Regions from separate parts of the Homo sapiens genome. Here region 1 is linked to region 2. The links are chromatin loops, found by intact Hi-C in ENCODE. Cell type or tissue: endothelial cell of umbilical vein. All regions are shown on one strand. Each heading gives the region's core, and the rest is flanking DNA. Links, peaks and the distances in the headings are about the cores only. Region 1 holds the start of ACKR4 (atypical chemokine receptor 4). Region 2 holds the start of LOC124909436 (a long non-coding RNA gene).

Region 1 (9,762 bases), core at 987-8,986, 50 kb after region 2:
AGCTTAAAATTCTAATCTCCTCCATTATTCCATACTATAAATAACATACGTAAAATATAGTTAAGATTGAAATGCAACGGCTTTAAAACTGTTGCTTATAATTTAGATTCCTTCAAATTTAATGGAATCTTGTTTTAATCAGTTCAGAAAGGACCATCCTCATTTGTACTAATGAGAAAAGATCCCCCATTCACATATTTCAAAGTTAAGTTTTAAAAATCTTAAATGTCATATTCTTCACAGTAACTCTATTTGGCTTTCCTAATTTATCCAAACGTCTAAATTTTCAAATTGTTTATCATTGTTTATATTTACAGAAATATGTCCTTTTGATTTTATAGATGCTAACAGGTAAAGAAACTGCTATGGTCTGAATGTATATGTCACCCCCTAGAAGTCATGTTTTGGAATCCTAACCCCCAAGCTGATTTTATGTGGAGATGAAGCCTTTGGTCCGAAAGGCGGTGATTAAGTGATTAAAATGCAATTAGTGTATTTATCAAAGAGGCCTGAGAGAGCTTGGTCACCTTTTTCACTATATGAGGACAGAACAAGAAGGTGCCATCTATGAACCAGAATGCAGGCCCTCACCAGGCACCAACTCTATTGGTGCCTTGTTCTTAGACTTTTCAGCCTCTAGAACCATGAGAAATACATTTTTGTTGTTTAGAAGTTACCTAATTAATGGTGTTGTGTAATAGTGGCCTGAATGGACTATGACAAAATTCCACTAATCTGAGGACCAACCCAAAGAACATTAGGATGATTTAATGGCAGATGACAATACTTACCTTTCATTGTGGATCTTACCTAAATGACTTATCTGGAAATGCTCAGTTGGGGTAATCTTTTATCCCTGGCTATGCAATAATATGCAATCATGCTTTGATTCTTAGTTAGAAATTATAGAGGAAGAATCATTTACAGAGCGTTCACTTCTAATTTTTCAACTGGATATTTTTCTACTTGGGACTATCTTTGAGGTTTTAGTTGTAGGAAGCCTTGGCCAGTGCCTCTCTAGATGCCTACAGGCTGAAGGATCAACGCTACTTGCCCCACATAATGCATTGTGTGGGCATACTCCATGGTGGGCATACTTCTGAAAATCAGATTAGGACATAACAACATGATTTGAGGTTCATTTTCATTAGAAATATTTTCTTTAAAAAAAGCAAACTTTTATTTTAGGTTTGGGGGGTAAATGTGAAGGTTTGTTACATAGGTGAACTTGTGTCATTAGGGTTTGTTGCACAGATTATTTCACCACCCAGGTATTAAGCCCAGTACCCAATTGTTATCTTTTCTGCTCCTTTCCCTCCTCCCACCCTCCACCCTCAAGCAGACCTCTGTGTCTGTTGTTTCCTTGTTTGCGTTCGTAAGTTCTCATCATTTAGTTCCCACTTATAAGTGAGAACATGCGGTATTTGTTCTTGTGCTAATTTGCTAAGGATAATAGCCTCCAGCTCCATCCATGTTCCTGCAAAAGACATGATCTCATTCTTTTTAATGACTGCATAGTATTCCATGGTGTATATGTACCACATATTCTTTATCCAATCTGTCATTGATGGGCATTTAGGTTGATTCCATTGTGAGTAGTGCTGCAATGAACATTCACATGCATATGTCTTTATGGTAGAATAATTTCTGTTCCTTTGGGTATATACCCAGTAATGGGATTGCTGGGTTGAATGGTAGTTCTGGGTTTTTTGTTTTTGTTTTTGGATTTTTTTGAGACAGTCTCACTCTGTTGCCAAGGCTGGAGTAGAGTGGCGCGATCTCAGCTCACTGCAATCTCCCTGCTCCCAGGTTCAAGTGATTCTCGTGCCTTGGCCTCCTGAGTAGCTGGGATTACAGGCATGGCCACCATGCTTGGCTAATTTTTGTATTTTGGGGTTTTGCCATGTTGGCCAGGCTGGTCTCAAACTCCTCGCCTCAAGTGATCCTCCCGCCTTAGCCCCCCAAAGTGCTGGGATTACAGGCATGATCCACCGTGCCCGGCCAGTAGTTCTGTATTTAGCTCTCTGGGGAATCTCCATACTGCTTTCCACAATGGTTGAACTAATTCACACTCCCACCAACAGTGTATTAAGTGTTCCTTTTTTTCTACAACCTCACCCGCATCTGTTATTTTTTGACTTTTTAATAATAGCCATCCTGACTGGCGTGAGATGGTATCTCATTGTGATTTTGATTTGCATTTCTCTAATGATCAGTGATATTGAGGTTTCTTTCATATTTTGTTGGCTGCATATATATCTTCCTTTGAAAAGTTTCTGTTCATGTCATTCGCCCACTTTTTAATGAGATTGTTTTTCTCTTGTAAATTTGTTCAAGTTCCTTATAGATGCTGGATATTGGACCTTTGTCAGATACATAGTTTGCAAATATTTTCTTCCATTCTGTAGGTTGTCTGCTCACTCTGCTGATAGTTTCTTTTGCTATGCAGAAGCTCTTAAGTTTAATTAGATCTCACTTGTCAATTTTTGCTTTTGCTGTGATTGCCTTTGGTGTCTTTGTCATGTACCCTTTGCCCACCCCTATGTCTAGGACAGTATTGCCTAGGTCATCTTCCAGGGTTTTTATAGTTTTGGGTTTTACATTTAAGTCTCTAATTCATTTTGAATTAACTTTTGTATATGGTGTAAGGTACGGGTCCAGCTTCAATCTTCTGCATATGGCTAGCCAGTTATCCCAGCACTATCTATAGAATAGGGAGTCTTTTCCCCACTGCTTGTTTTTGTCAGCCTTGTCAAAGATCAGATGGTCATAGGTGAGCAGCCTTATTTCTGGGCTCTATTCTGTTCCATTGGTCTATGTGCCCATTTTCAGAGATATTTTTCTTTCTCTACTTTCCATTCTGGCAATCAAGAACATCTGGGTAAATCTTTCAAGGTTTCACTGATGCTAGCTATCCAGCATCAGTGAGCTGAAGTAAAATCTTCTAATTCCTTTGAACCCTGGTCTAAAGCCCTCTTTTTCGAATATTCAGAATATATAATTTTGTATCTAATATTTCCCAATATTACTTCTTACCTCATTCTTTCTATCATTTAAAAATGTTGGCCGGGCATGATGACTCATATCTGTAATCCCAGAATTTTGGGAGGCTGAAGTGGCAGGATCGCTTGAGCTCAAGAGTTTGAAACCAGCCCGGGCAACCTAGCGACACCTCGTCTATACAAAAAAATTTAAAAATTCACCAAGCACGGTGCAGCACATCTGTAGTCCCAGCTACTCGGGATGTTGAGATGGCAGGACTGCTTGAGCCCCGGGAAGTCAAGGTTGCAGTGAGCCGTGATCATGCCACTGCATTCTAGCCTAGGCAATAGAGTGAGATTTTGTCTCCAAACAAAGCAAAGAAACAAAAATGTTGCCACAGCCTTATATAAATGCCCAATAGATTTCCGATACCAGGTAAATTTTGAAGAAACTCAAGAAGTAAGGCAAATAATTCTTTGATTCTGTCTTCCTCAATCTTATATGGAGAACAATTAATATTCTAAAAAATACAATTTTTAAGTTGGATGTCTGTTGTCATCATGAAGTAGAGGAAGTAAGGGTGAATACATAGTTTGTAGAATTTGAAATATTTGTATTTAACAATGATGTTTCAGAAAAATGAGAAAAACCCTTCCCAAAGATATCATCTCCCCTTAGCTACAAGCAGAATTTGGCAAGTGCAGCAGTTGAAACAACCTTCTTTTATAGAGAGTTTTGCTTGTTTGTGTCATTTTAGTTAATGAACAAGATACCCAATGTCATAAATAAAATATATTAGAGGAAATCTGAATAGAACAGAGAACATTTAAACATATATGCTGTGTCACAGGCCTTCATGAATGAAAACAGATGGCTTAGATAAAGTAATTTTGTTTTTAATCCAGACACTGTGGTATTTCAAGGCTGTTCAAGTGCCAGGATTAAGTCAGGCTAAAAATTACATCTCCCTGATGTTAGTTGATGATTTTTAATTTCTTAGGCTTTTACCCACAAAATCATTTTCTAACAAAAGGAGAGATGATAGGTGGATAAAAAAACATGACCTTTGAGTATAGTGTGGTTTGTAACAATTAAGAAAGTGATGTAAACAATTACATACTATGAAGCATAGATAGCCATCCACAAATTCTCAAGGCCGTTTCTTCTACCAACATAGAATTTCTGAGGTAGAACACCTGAACTTCATTTGGTTTTAGCTTTAATACTAACAATTCAAATTGGAGTAAGTACTATTTTACAATAAAATTTCCCTTATATGAAAAAAGATGTTCATTGTACAATCCCACAGTTAAAGAAAAAAAATCCCATGTGTTCTCTTAGAGTGTGTGTTATTTTTAACAGGGAAATCTTCAAAATTCACTGAATCCATCTCTAGGTTTACATCTAAATAATAAGAATTAAGTAATAATGTTACAAGCTGCTGCTATTACTGTTGTTACTATAGAAAATGGTTAGATCAAAATAAATCCCAAATAGAGCAGAGTTGAAAATTAAAAAAAACCAAGACATAAAAAAACTAGAAGAAAAATAATATAATATTTATTAAATCTCTGGGTGAGAAAGGATTTTAAAACTTAAAAATGATAAATGAAATCAAAATCAGACAAAGATCAATTGGTTTGTCTATATAAAACTGCTGTACATTAGAAAATAAAATTTAAAAGCAAAAAAAAATTGGGGGGGAATGTTTCAACATTTATGACAAAATGTATGCAATACTTAGCTCCCTAAATTATAAAGAACACCTAAAAATCAGTATACAGATGGGCAAAGAACACAATTGCAAAAAGAGGAAATAAGAATAATAAAAGAGATTTTTAAAATTGCTTAACTTTACCACTAATCAAATAAACGTGGAGTACAGCAATAATGAAAACATTCAAAAGCAGTTTATTATCCAGTATTCCACACATGCCTGGCAAGGGTAGGTAAGGGGTGCTGAATTTGTTACAAGTCATTTAGAAAGCAAAGTGGTAGTAAAACAACACATTCTATTGACAATATTTTAGAAAAACAGACATTTCTATACATTATTGGTAGAGAACAAAGTAATACCATCCCTATGGAATACAATTTGGCAATATTCATCAAAATTACAGATTCATCCCAGCACTTTTGTTGGCCAGGATGGGTGGATTGTTTGAGTCTAGGAGTTGGAGGCCAGGCTGGGCAACATAGCAAAATGACAGTACAAGAGGAGGGATGAGAAGAGGGTGTGGGGAGAGAGATTCTTCAAGAACAAGGGACATTGCTATGTTAGGGAGGTTAAGAGTAGGAGCCAATTTATGGTAAGCAGCAAAATGGAATCATAGTCAGTTCTAAGGAATATGAGAAGTAGAAGAGAGCTAAAGAAGCATCAAGTAAGTACTTTGAAAAGTTGCCTAAGGTGAGTGATGCTTCTGCCTACCCTCTAAGCTACATGATTATTTCACGTATTTTGTCAAATTTCCCTATTACCACTGTCTCTCCTAGTTCTATCAGGAGAAAAGGGAAAATACAGGAAAAGGCCAGCCAGTCAGCTAGTTTCACCATGATTCATACACTATGATTTATACACAGCATTCATACACACGCTACCAGAGGAAGCTGCTCAATCCTGAGATCCCCTATGCCTCAAGGGCTTTGTATGTGTCTGAATTAGCAAAAACAATGTGTAAATTCAAAAGATGTAAAGATTATAGCATTACAACCGATTTGCAATAAAGGAATCCCATTTACAAAAAAGCTTATGGTTGTTGGGGGTGGGGTAAATAAAGGAAAGGGATAGATACTTTTGAATCTATAAAAGAGTATCAAGATTCTATAATAGATGGCATCATAAAATAAAGAGATATAAGAGATAAGATGATAAAATAGACTAAAGATCTGAATTTAGAACTCCAGCTCCATTGCTAAACTTTATGTCTGTGGAGGATAAGTTACTTAAATATCAGTTGATTGATTCATGAATTTAATCATTATTCATTAAGCTGGTACCATGAGTAAGGTACCAAGCCAAATGCTGAGGATACAGCAGGGTATAAGATAGCTATGGAAGATAGAAAATTTAAATAAGTACCAACAATACAGTGAAAAGACTGGTATATCTGATCTAATCTGAAAGAGTTATGGAAGGCTTCCTGGATTAATGTTAAGGTCAGACCTAAATCTGAATTGTAAATAGGAGTTAGGGAACTAAAATAGGGTGGGAAGAGTGCTCTAGACAGGAATAATAGTACTTGCAAATGCCTAAAAGTCAGTATTGTGTATCATATAGAAAGATCAAAGAGATTATTATCTGATAATTATGGAGGCTGCAGTTGCAGACCAGTTGTTAGATAATAATCAAAATGGACAGTAGAATGTTTTTATTAATTCAAAATATTTTTGAGTAGTCATTATGTGTCAGGTATTATTCTTGGTACTCGGGATATATCAATGAACAAAGCAAACAAAAGTCCCTGTTCTGATGAAGCTTATGTTCTAATACAGGGTGAAAGACAAATTACAGCAATCACAGCATAAATGATATGGTGCATTAGAACATGTTAAGTGCTATGGGTCTGGTGGACTGGGAGTCCAGATGGATGAGGGTTATTTTAAGTAGAGTAGTGAAGAATTGCCTCAGTGAGCTGGTGGTGATTGGGCAAAGACTTGAAAGAGAAGAGGAAGTGAGCTTTGCAATTACTAAGACAGAGCACATTCCAGCAGACAGAAGAGCCAGCACAAAAGCCCTGATAGGATTGTGACTGGTATGCTCTCAAACAGCAAGAAGCTGGGTATGGCAGAACAAGTAGGCAAAGGGGTGAGTAGTGTGAAATGAGGTCAGAGAGACAATGAGGGATGGAGGCAGACCTTGTGGGATCTTGTAGACTACTATGAGAGTTCATGATGAAGCAATTGCAATAGAAGCAAAAATTGACAAATGGGACCTAATTAAACTGAAGAGCTTCTGCACAGCAAAAGAAACTATCAACAGAGTAAAGAGACAACTTACAGAATGGGAGAAAATCTTTGCAAACTATGCATCTGACAAAGGTCTAATATCCAGCATCTATAAGAAATTTAAATTTACAATTAAAAACAACCCTATTAAAAAGTGGGCAAAGGATGTGAACAGACAGTTCTCAAAAGAAGACATACATACCGCCAACAATCATATGAAAAAAAGCTAAACATCACTGATCATTAGAGAAATGCAAATCAAAATCACAATGAGATACCATCTCACACCAGTCAAAATGGCTATTATTAAAAACTCAAAAAATTACAGCTGCTGGTGAGGTTGTGAAGAAAAAGGAGCACTTACAAACTGTTGGTGGGAGTGTAGAAAACAGTGTGGCAATTCCTCAAAGACCTAAAGACAGAAATATCATTCGAGCCAACAATTCCATTACTGGGTATATACCCAAAGGAATATAAATTATTCTATTATAAAGACACATGCATGCATATGTCCATTGCAGCACTATGCACAATAGCAAAGACATGGAATCAACCTAAATATTTGCCCATCAATGATAGACTGGACAAAGAAAATGTGGTACATATACAGCATGGAATACTATGTAGCCATAAAAAAGAATGAGATCATGTTCTTTGCAGGCACGTGGATGGAGCTGGAGACCATTATCCTTAGCAAACTAACAAAGGGACAGAAAGCTAAATACTGCATGTTCTCACTTATAAGTGGGAGCTAAGATGAGAACACATGGACACATGGAGGGAAACACACTGGGGCCTATCAAAGGGTAGAGGGTGGTAGAGAAAGAGGATCAGGAAAAATAACTAATGGGTACTAGGCTCAATACCTGGGTGATAAAATAATCTGCACAACAAACCCCCATGATACATGTTTACCTGTGTAACAAACTTGCATGTGTACCCCTGAACTTAAAAGTTTTTTTTTAAAAAAGAGAAAAATAGAAAAAATGGCATGGGTCTGAAATAATTTCTGCAGGTGGAGACTGAGCCTGGCCTTGCATGAAAAAATAGATAACTGCCATGCAAATTTGAGGAAAGCCAAGTTCAAATAGACCATGAGGGCCAAATCAGCATAAATTTCTCTTCTTTCTCTAACTTACTTGTGTGGAAATGTGGAAAAAATAAACAGCCTCCCAGACTGAAGGATTTTGAAGGTTCATATTCTAGCTTTGGGAAAAAAGGTAACAAGAAAGCAAGAGAGTTTAAAGCCATGGGAAAATACTCTGGGACAAGGATAGAGAAAGTACAGTGAAGCCAGGAAGACTCTAGTAGTTTAAATAAATATTAAATGATGTGGCATAAAAATGTTAAATTCTATTGCAAATACCTAATGATTACTTATAATTTAATCTTTGATAATTTAGTCTTCAAAAAGATATTTTCCTTGGTTAAAATCATATTTGCTTTCTTCCTTAGGCAAAATAACTTTAGAGAGTATTTCTCTAGATGCTACCTACAAGTGCTGCCTAGATGCCCTCAGGTGGATTCTCCTTCTGGTTCAGCAGTCAGTAGCTCAGCTGCAGGCACTTTCTTGTCCCCTTTGACTAAGTGGAAACTATGAAAGGTCTATAGTTTTTGAAAAAAGATGGATTTTCTCAAATTTGTAACCTAAACCACTTAAGAAGTTGAATTTAACTTCACAGATGGTTTTACAGGAAATAAAATATCAAGTGCTCACAAGGTTAAATTTCAGGAAAGCCTTCTTGGATACAAGATAAAGGCGGGGTGTAAAGTGAAAACAAAAGTAGCTGGAGTTAGGTCATTTGATTTTATACTCTGTACTCAAGACTGCTCCTCTCTGCCGACTACAACAGGTTGGTACTTTATTTCTTTTCTTATTCTGACTTGAATATTTTTTTAAGCCCAAAGATCTTGTATATTTACTTATATAGATGGAGTCTTGATGCATAAAAGTTTAAATGCTTACTTGTAAAAAAAAAAAAAAGGGTTACTTGAAAATAGCTGTACAGTTTAACCTTAAATGAAAATCTTAATATAGCAAGAAGAAAATACGATTTTAAATGCCATTACTTGTCGGTAAAACTTTGTTAAGGAGAAAATAGGTTTTATTATACCACTTTTTTTCACTTTCTTTTACAAGTACTGATTTTTTTTTTATTCTCATGGTAATTATAAAGACACTTAAAAGCGTGTCTATATATCTGCCGGAAGGATCATTTCTGCAAATAATTCCATTTCTACTCTTTTTTACTCACATTTTTAGTAAGATTAATTCTTACTTAAAAATTCCCTTCCTTAATATATTATAATATTTGGCCATATTATTTCTTATCATCAGGTTCAAGATTTTCTGATGAAAGAGAAAGGAAGAACAAGGTTCATACTGTGTTAATAATTAATGCATAAGAACATGAAGACCAGAGTAGTCTTCCAGATTGGAACTTTTTAAGTAACTTTAATGATAAAAAGAGTCATTTAAAAAAGTTGGCACCCGGTTTTTACATAATGAAAGCAATTCTTCTATGTGGTGTCTTTCTTCAGAGCCTTCTTTTCTTTGCTATATTCATTCAAAAAAAGTTAGCAAACATAAGAACATTTCTTTTGAAAATGTACTATAAGTTGGCACACTGTTTTAAAAATAATATTTTCATTATTGATTCTATAAGAATATTTGAGATACTTCAGAGGACAAAAAGAACCCAAGGAAAATAGAAAGGATAAGAAAAAGGAAAACAAAATTCAGCACTATAATAAAAACACTGAAAGTCATTATTTTATACATTCCAAAACTTACGAATTCTGTGCAAGCTTATCTTAATACTACGGGGTGCTAGT
Region 2 (9,762 bases), core at 890-8,889:
AATCATTAACCTTCTGAAAGCTCACAGTACACATTAGTATGTATAACTGGCTTTACCAAATTGAATGAAAAGGAGCTTGTGCAAAAAAATTTAAAAATGGATGTCAAGATGTTATGTAAAAGATGAGTGTAATTGTGAAATGTTCTATACACTATCAAATATATAAAGCTTTCTATATTGAATGTACATTATACAGATCATTCATATGTGTACATAAAATTTTAAAAATAAAGGGAATTGACTGCTTTGTTAATGAGATATATTTGTTCTAGTTTAATCTTTCCGTTTGAAGACCTCATATATCTATCTTTATTTCTAAGACAGATGTAGTATTAAACAGACGTTATCTTACATTCGTAACTCTTCATATAGATGGCTGCATTAACATAATCTAATCATTCCTAACTTTAATATTTCAGCCACATCTAAGTTTCCAGACACAGCATCTCATTTATTTTTCATACAACATTCAGGAATGGGTCAGGCTGTTAATAATATGTGACATTAATTCTACTATTTTTAAGAAGAGAAAATTAAATAGCCAGAAGATTTTTCAAGTAACAAATCTCAGCACATAGATTTTCTAGTGTGACCACAAACTACAAGAAAATATAAACATGGAGAATATAAACAAACAGTTCTTAAAGAATGGGGAAATACCCACACTTCCAAGTTTCCTTTCAAAGCAAGAACCAAGTTTATTCCACAGTTGATGTGTAAGAACAGCCAAAATGGAAACTTACTCCTATTCCAAATCACTAATTCAAACTTCTGCATCAAGTTTATCATCTCTAACAGATTATAGAGTAATATGTTAATGGAAGTATTTTAATATGTAACTAGGGTTTTAGTTTCTAGACAATAGTTGGGTATAAAAATGTGTTCACTAAAAAATTATAACAGCTAAATTGGGATTAGGTATTTAGGAGAGCATAAATCAACATAGCAATGTTTTCTTTTAAATACTAAGAATATAAGTATTGTGAATACAATAGTTAAAGGCCCGTTAAATTAGTCTACGATCATTGATGTTTAGATGCCAACAATACTTAACCTTTATTGAATATTTACTGTCTGCTAAGTATTGCATAATCTCATTTAATCCTCAGAACGAACCTGTGGGCCAGTTAATCCTCAGAGCAAACCTGTTGGCCTGGTACTGATATAATTCCCATCTTCCAGGTGAAGAACATGAGGTTCAGATAAGTAAAGCAGCTTACTAAAAGTCACACAACTAGTAAGTAACAGAGTAAGAAATCAAAACTCTTATGTGACACTGAGGTCTGTATTCTGAGCCATAATATGAAGACAACAGCAATGTCAGGCAAGTGTCTGTGATGGGGAAAGCTGAGTTTTGATCTTTGAGGGTGGAGGCTTTATCTGAGATTTAAGCATGAAGTCGTTTGCCTCAGTCCTGAGTTATAAAAGACAGCTTGAGCAGGGTAACAGGAAAGTATATATAGGACACCTGGAGGGGTGGGGGTTGTCTGGTATGGCTGGGGGATAAGGGTCCAGAGAGAACCCAGCCTGAGACCCAGGGAGGAGCCAGCTGGACGGTGTCCTAAGTGCCAAGCTGACGCATTAACATCAAACCTAATAGTGATTCAGGAATGAGATCTGTATTTTAAAATAAACAGCAGTGTGGAATGATCACTTTGGTGCGTTTGTTGGGAGAGGGGCTGTTTAGAGGTAGCAAAACTCAGAGATACACTCTAGTAACCCACAGTCCATCTAAGGAGCAGTGCAGAGGCAGAACACTGGAAATGGGCAAGAGACCATGCCGGACCCTCGTCCGTCCACTGAGGATCATCACCAGATGCTCAGCTCAAGAATCCCTTTCAGTCTAGAACTTCTGTGATCCTTCTCATGCTTAAATTGTTCATTATATGATGAATATCGTGTAAATAAGCTTTATTAGGATTTTGAGAAGAGCACTGTGAAAAAAAAGTTGCAGATAAACTTTCTTGCAACCTACTCTGACTAGGAATTTCACCGCCTCCTTGAGTTTTTGGGAAGGCATGGCCCTCCTTTTACTGGCCAGTAGCAGTGTGACCAAGGAAGGCAGACTTCTTTGTTTCCTTATCTATAAGGTTCATTCTGAGCCCATTCCTCAAAGGGGTGTTATGAGAATTAAATAGGGGTGTTATAAGGCCAAAAAAATCAAATTCATTCCCCTTGCAATAAGATAAAAACCAGTGGTTATGAGGAATTGGATGTATGTGCTTTCTGTCCAATGAGTTATTAATTAGGTATTCTTTTAAAAGACTGAACTCCTTTTGCAATATGTAGTTGCATGGTCACATGTGTGCTCATGCCACTTTTGTGATGGGAGAGGGGAGGACAAGGACTTCGGGGAAGTTAGTCATTAGGGACTAAATGGTTGTATCTTCCCCCAAAATTCATAGGGTGAGACCCTAACCCCCAGTGGTATTTGGAGATGGGGCCTCAGGGAGGTAATTAATTAGTGTTAGATGAGGTCATGAAGGTAGTGCCCTCATAATGGGGATAATACCTTAGACACCAGAGAGCCTACCTGTACCCCCAAATTCCCCCACTACCTCCTTTCCCAACACCTGACATTCTGCACCAAGAGGTCACGTAAGCACACTGGGAGCCACGTACAAGCCAAGAGAAGAGGCCTCAGAATGAAAGCTAACTTGCTGGCACATTGATCTTAAACTTCCCAGCCTCCAGAACTGTGAGAAATAAATTTGTTGTTTAAGCCACCAGTCTATGGTATTTTGTTATGACAGTCCAAGCAGACTAATACATAGTGTTCGCTGGAGCACCAGTAGCAAGAAGAGAGTTTGCTCATAGATTGGTAGGACAAAGGGCTGGTTAGAGCCAGAGCCACCTCAGCCTTGATGGGACTTGGTATAAATTCAGCTCAAGCACCTTCAGAAACAACTGACAGCCTGTCCTGAAGCTGGGGAGGCAGACCCCTAAGGCTGGCCCACAGCACACACCAAAACTTGGAATGCCCACTAAGTTAGAACTAGGTGACTGCCTGGCTCCTGGGAGTGTTTCCAGTTTTTTGTTTGTTTGTTTTTGAGTACATGTTAAGTTTTGAGTATCCAAGTTATATCAGAAATCACGCCTGGATGCCCAAGGTGTTGATTCTAAATCAGAATCACTGCTGGATGCCCAAGATATTGATTCCATCCTCATATTAACCCCAAATGTTTGTGTGGATTTTGGTTGAATTCAGTGTTTAACTCATTAACTTGTGTCACCCAGTCTGTTTAAATTAGGGCAGGAGAATGGAAGTAAGGTATCTTGGAGCTGGTATGGACCGAGTTGGGGCCACCTGGGCTGTGGTTCTGGCCTCCACCAAGTGACCTTGGAGCTGTCACCAATAAGTGGGGGTCATTAATGTCTCCTTTGTGGGGATGTTCGGGAGATCAGGAATAATAGATGTAAACACCTAATAGGGTGTCAACCTTGTAGACAGGAGCGTCTAGGAATGAGGAGCTGGGCTTGGTGATGCTGTGTCAAGGAAGAACACTGGCTTGTCAGGCAGATTCTGCCCTGCTTAGGTTTCTGACATTGGGCGTTAATTTCATCTATAAAATGCCTGATCTGGTCAGGAAATCTTACTTTGGTAAGATGTTAAGAATCTGTTGAAATACGTGTAAAACCTTTATGCAAAAATGCCCAAAAGCGCATATTTTAAAAATATCCGAAAACTCAGTCCCATTCTCGCCCCAGTTAAAAACCTCAGAACTAGATCACTTCCCAGAATTATTGTTTCCCATAGATGATTTTTTGTGAAATAAATTATTTAACTCCTCTATTGTAGTGGAAACTTCAGGCATTTCTCCTGTCATCAATGCTTTCCCATTACTAGTTGTTACTACATGTGTTGTTTAATATGTTATTTAGCATTTAAAGCAAAGAACTTCACATCTGGATTATTGACCACTAATTTCTAAACTTAAGGAGTAAAAGGTGGGTGAGGTTACTGTGGGTTCCAGGGCCCCAAGAATACAGGAAATAGGGTGGCCAGTTTAAAACGTTTGTTTTGCCATCAAGCTTATGAAAGAAGATCTGTACATTTCCATCATTTTTACAAATCCCCAATTTAAGGAAATAACTTTGTAAGAGAAGAGAAAGACCCAGAGCTGTTCATGAAAACTCTGTTATTTACACAAATAAGAATGTTCGTGCTTAAATTTTTTAACATTGAAAAGGAATATGGTTTATAAGTTATGCAGTTATGTATGAAGAGTTTTCAGCTATTGTCCAATGGCAGTAGATAAAAAAAACCTAAGGTCTACAAAGAACATTGGCCTCATTCCCTGACCCCTAACCAATGTCTGTGAGCAGGAAAAGAGGAACCTCATGCCCTCAGTCTCTACTTCAGGGAAAAGTTTACGAAGATGTGGCTTGAGTCAATGAAAGAATGAGTCATTTGTCTTCAAAAGGAAAGGTCATATGGAAGTAATTCTACAAATATTTAGCTATGCATAAGTTCAGGAAAGTCATTTCACTTACTTAAGCTCAAACCTCAATCTCACATTTTAGTATTTTACACAACTCAAAATAGCCTTTCGTATGTATGTATCAGGTTTCCCAGCATTCCAAAGCAGGAAGTGGAACATTTTTCCCAGCTTTAAAGGTAAGAGCTGACCTGAGGACAATCCTGTCAGCCCTAAAATGATCAAGGTGAATTCAGAGTAAGCAAATCTAGAGTTTGGAGCAGAAAACTTTATCAACTGATACAACAGCTGGATGATAGCACACCCTTCCAGTGGCAGGGACTTGCCTAAAGCAACTGAGCATTGTGGAGAGCCTTTGAAGGCAGCCCTTAGTGTGAATGCTGACAGGTGTATGCCTCCAGGTATGACAGTAGAAGCAGAAAAGAGGCCAAAACAGGAAGAAAAAAAGGAAATTTTGGAGGACACTAGGAAGAAGAAAGCATTGGAAAAGAAAGCTGTATAACCATACCCTCAGAGATAAGCATTGCATCTACAAAACAGGATGCCACTTTGAAAAAAAATTTTTTTCCACAGAAAATCAGGTCTTAAAAATTTTTTAATAAAAATAGAAGAAAAACAATAGAAGACATTGACAGAGAAAGTTGAGGAAATCTTGTGAAGAAGCAGAGTAAGATGGAAAAGTAGACAAAAGAGACCCAGTTCAGGGAGCCCATTATCTAAAAAATTTAGATCCCAAAAGAAATACTAGTTTTGAAAAGGGGCTGAGAACAAAATAAAAAATTCAAGCACTTTCCCAGTAAGGAAGACTATGCCACTGAAGAGGCCAAAGGAACTTCTCCTTCACCCTCTGAAAGGTCTGCTGAAAAATCAACTTGCAAAATGCAGAATAATTGGAGAAAAGGCATACAAATTTATTTAATGAGTATACACAGGAGCCTTCAGAATGAAAGCCCAAAGATCCTGGGGAAATTGTTCACTTTGATGCTTAGGTTCAACAAAATATTGACAGCCATACTTTGATTGGCTGTGTTTATGATTGGACAAAAGGGTAAGATCAAATGCTAAGGGACTGCATGGGGAAACCCAGCAAGGTCTGTTTAGACTCTTCTTGGCCTATCCGAGCATGCAGTCCTTCCTTCTGGGTATGGGGCGGGTCTTTCTCTGGAATAGGGGTCCTCTGAGCTATAGTCCAACAAGGTAAGTCAGATCATTTCTTTGTGGCCAGTTTTTACATAGAAAGGTGGAGGGAAAGGGTAATAACTTTAGGTTTTATGGCTGGCTTTGGGGAAAAGAGGTTCTGGTTTCTGACCCACCTTGGGGAAGAGAGATTCTAGTTTCTGTGGCTAGCCTTGGGAGAGAATGGAACTGAGCGACAGGAAGGTAGGAGAAGGTCAGAAAAACTTCTGGTTCTGAGGCTGCTTCTGAGACCTTCATTCTGGGGTTTGTTTTATGAGTCCCAATGTCAGAGGTGTTTGAACCAGAGTGACTCCACCTTGAATAGGGGCTGGGTAATATAAGGCTGAGACCTGCTGGGCTGCACCCCCGGGAGGTTAGGCATTCTCAGGCACAGGATAAGACAGGAGGACAACAGGACTGGTATCACAGATACAGGTCATAAAGACCCTGCTAATAAACAGGATGTAGTAAAGAAGCCGCCAAAACCCACCAAAACCAAGATGGCAATGAAAGTGACCTCTGGTGGTCCTCACTGCTCATTATACACTATAATATATTAGCATCGCAAATCATTCCCACCAGCACCATGACAGTTTACAAATACCATGGCAACATCCAGAAGTTACCCTATATTGTCTAAAAAGGGAATTTTCTGGAAAACTCACGAATAATCCACCCCTTGTTTAGCGTATGATCAAGAAATAACTATAAAAATAGCTGGCCAGGCACGGTGGCTCATTCCTGTAATCCCAGTACTTTGGGAGGCAGAGGTGGGTGGATCACAAGGTCAGGAGTTCAAGACTAGCCTGGCCAAGATGGCAAAACCCCGTCTCTACTAAAAATACAAACAAAAAGTAGCTGGGCGTGGTGGTGTGCACCTGTAATCCCAGCTACTCAGGAGGCTAAGGCAGGAGCATCACTTGAACCTGGGCGGTAGAGGTTGCAGTGAGCCAAGATCATGCCACTGCACTCCAGCCTGGGCCACAGAGCAAGACTACGTCTCAAAAAAAAAAAAAAAAAAAAAATAGCCAACCAGCAGCCCTCAGGGCTACTCTGTCTATGGAGTAGCCATTCTTTTGTTTCTTCTCTAATAAACTAGCTTTCACTTTATGGATTTATCCTGAATTATTTCTTGTGTGAGATCCAAGAACCGTCTCTTGGGGTCTGGATCAGGACCTCTTTCCAGTAACACCAACGCCACCGAGTGCCAGCCCAATAAATGAAAGTCAACCCTTACAAATACACATAATTGTGAAATTTTACCATATGAAAACAAAAAGATCCTATAACCCTCCAGGGTGTGGCAGGAGAAGAGGGAACCATTTCTTAGAAAGGAACAAGAATAAGAATAGCACTGGATTGCTCAATAACACTGAAAGAAAACAAGGGAGTGATGCCTTCAAAAATCTCAACCCAGGGTTCTACATCCAGTGAAACTACTGATTGAGGGGACAGAATTAAGACAAGGTCTCAAATTTACCTCCCATTAATTCTTTTGTAAGAAGCTCCAGAAAGATGTTCTGTACTAAAGCAGGGGGTACCCAAAAAAGTGTGGGGGCCAAGATGTAAACTTGCCTGTCACCCTCTGAAGGTTCACTGAAAATCAGCTGACATAAGGCAGATGAATAGGAGAGAAAGCATACAAATTTATTAACGTGTACCTGTGGTCCCAGCTACTCGGGAAGCTGAGGTGGAGGATCACTTGAGCCTGCAGTTTGAGGCTGCAGTTTGAGCTATGATCATGCCACTCTACTCCAGCCTGGGCAACAGGCAAGAATTGGTCTAAAAGAAAAAAAAAAAAAAAAAACAGACTTTACAGGGTATGTCAAAGAAGTATATTTGGGGGTGAAATACTTTGGTTTTCTTCAAAAGAATGGTGGAATTCTTCAAATGATATTGAAAAGCCATTTCAAATTAAGACAACAGGTTGCAGCTAACTTAGACAACTACCCATCCAGACTTGAACAGGTTAGAGGCTCTGGGAACAAATTCTTCAAGAAGATGAAATTGATAGGCAATATATGTATTTGAACATATTGAGAGAAAAGAAATTGATGTATCTGGGAGAAGAGTTTGGAATAGCTGGGCAACAAAATAATCATAGCACATCTTCTAAACTGAGAAATCAATAGATGACTAGACTACATATGACAGTAATGTTTCATCAAGGTCAAATTCTCGTGTCATTATTGTTAGGTGACATACTATCTGCAGCTAACTCAGTTCAGAAACAGGAGAGAGAAAGCAAGTGTGAATCTAGATAAGGATATACAGGTGTTCACTATATTCTTCCTCTAACTGAAGATTTAAGTAAAATAAACCATTGAGAGGTGAGAGTATTATAACTGTATTATTTCAAGACATGGAAGTAGATCTCCATGCTTATCAGTTAGCTTAAATTGTTTTGTTTATTTATTTAATTTTGAGGTGGGGTCTCATTATGTTATGCAGACTAGGCTCAAGCAATTCTTCCACCTCAGCCTCCAGAGTAGCTGGGACTGTTACCAGAAAAGGGGTTTTGTCCCAGGGCCCAAGAGTGGGTTCTCAGATCTCGCATGGGAAAGAATTCAGGGCCAGTCACATAGTAAAGTTAAAATAGTTTATTAGAAACTACTCTGTGACAGAGTAGGGTGTCCTCAGAAAGCAAGACGAAGAATGCGCCTACCTTAACCCATTTATGCCTCAGGTTGCAATTTTTTGAATTTTTGCAATCAGACCTTGGTGATGACCTTGAGCAGTAGGATATAAATAACTCTCGCATGCTTAGCGTTCCAATAATGGAACATTAGGTATAAATGGATTTAAACAAGAATGCTTGCTTATATAGGAATATTAGGCCTATAGTGCAGTTTATTATAAAGGCTTGTGACAGGCTGTTAGTATGGTTATTCTCTTGTGTAACTTCTGATCTTGGCAAGAATTTATGAGTGTACTATTATCTTTAGAGGAAAACATATTTTTTAAACTAAGAATGCCTTTTTCCACTAACTTGTTTCCTCAACCATAAACATCTTGTGATTAAGAGTGCCTAACTTCCTGGGAATATAATGCATCAGGTCTTGCTTTATCCAGCCTTTATTCAAGATAGAGTCACTCTGGTTGGGATGCCTCTGACAGAGCTATAGGGGCCCAGCTATACTAAATGTTTTTAAGTCGTTGCTCATGGGAATGAGAAATTAGCATGTTGGGATGGTGAGAGGAAGAACCACTGATGATTTTCATAACTAGCTTTGGACAGTAATTTGATGGTTGAACTCTGAAATATATATCTTTGATTAAAAATAAAAACTAAACTATAAAAAAAATTAAGGAGAAATTAAAAATCAGTAAAACCGAAACAAAAATTAGCAGCTTTTGTACATGCAATGCAAACAATGTGTGGTAAATATAATAGAAAAAAAGGCAACATTAAATTGGTTAAAAAAAAATTCAGAAACAATTTTTTTTTAACCAATTGAATGTTGCCTTTCCAAAACTACCTATGGCCTGCCTCACCTCCATCCTGTGCCTATAAAGACCCCAGACTCAGTTGGTAGAGGAGAGAGAGGTGGCTTGATTTTAGTGAGGTGGCTTCACTTCAGTGAGGCAGCTTGACATCAGAGAGACAGCCTGACTTCAGAGAAGAGCTGGCCAGACTTTGGGGAAGAGATGCTGGATTTCAGGGGAAGACTACCTGCCCATCCCATCCCCTCTTCAGCTCCCCCTCTCTGCTGAGAGCCATTTCCATCTCTCTTAATAAAATTGTCTGCCTTCACCATCCTTCAAGTGTTCATGCAACTTCATTCTTCTTGGACACTGGACAAGAGCTTGGGACCCACCAAACTGCAGGGACCCACAAAAAGTCTGTCACACCAATGGAGGAAGTAGACTGCCAAGGTCAACAGGTTTATGTTGATCAGCCTGAGAACCAGCAGCCATGACCACATGTGTAAGCAGGCTGTGAAAGGAGCTCATTTGCTCCTCTGGGGGAAGGGGAGCTTACTTTTCCGCACAGGGACCATCCACATCTGATGAGCAGGCCATCCCTCCAGCCTTACGTCATGGCTGAGTTCCTTAACAGCAGAAAGTTCGTTTGGCCTTTTTGTGGACAGAGATGGGAGTTACAATGGTCTAAACTGAATGAAATGCAGCAAGTAAGCCCTTCCGG

Evidence for each region. Peaks named below come from ENCODE experiments on the same cell type or tissue, not always from the same donor. Only the 100,000 strongest peaks of a DNase experiment are listed, where the experiment ranks them.
Region 1: a loop joins it to region 2, with 2.8 times the contacts of the local background. A loop is called at or near these places in 3 of 110 quality-filtered maps.

Annotation. Positions count from the first base shown.
Region 1 is chr3:132,588,544-132,598,305 of GRCh38, forward strand. All of the region lies in intron 13 of ACAD11 (acyl-CoA dehydrogenase family member 11), which reads right to left. ACKR4 (atypical chemokine receptor 4) reads left to right here and starts at 8,727. Exons shown (of 2, transcript NM_016557.4): 1 at 8,727-8,780. All of the region lies in intron 39 of NPHP3-ACAD11 (NPHP3-ACAD11 readthrough (NMD candidate)), which reads right to left. In endothelial cell of umbilical vein, for the core only: no CTCF peak of the experiment used is centred there; DNase peaks (open chromatin) are centred at 5,538, 6,668 and 8,658; H3K4me3 peaks cover 419 bases; H3K27ac peaks cover 2,348 bases.
Region 2 is chr3:132,538,775-132,548,536 of GRCh38, forward strand. It overlaps LOC124909436 (a long non-coding RNA gene), which reads left to right and starts at 7,365. Exons shown (of 2, transcript XR_007096094.1): 1 at 7,365-9,762. It overlaps DNAJC13 (DnaJ heat shock protein family (Hsp40) member C13), which reads left to right. Exons shown (of 56, transcript NM_015268.4): 56 at 1-258. In endothelial cell of umbilical vein, for the core only: no CTCF peak of the experiment used is centred there; DNase peaks (open chromatin) are centred at 4,357 and 8,627; H3K27ac peaks cover 1,324 bases.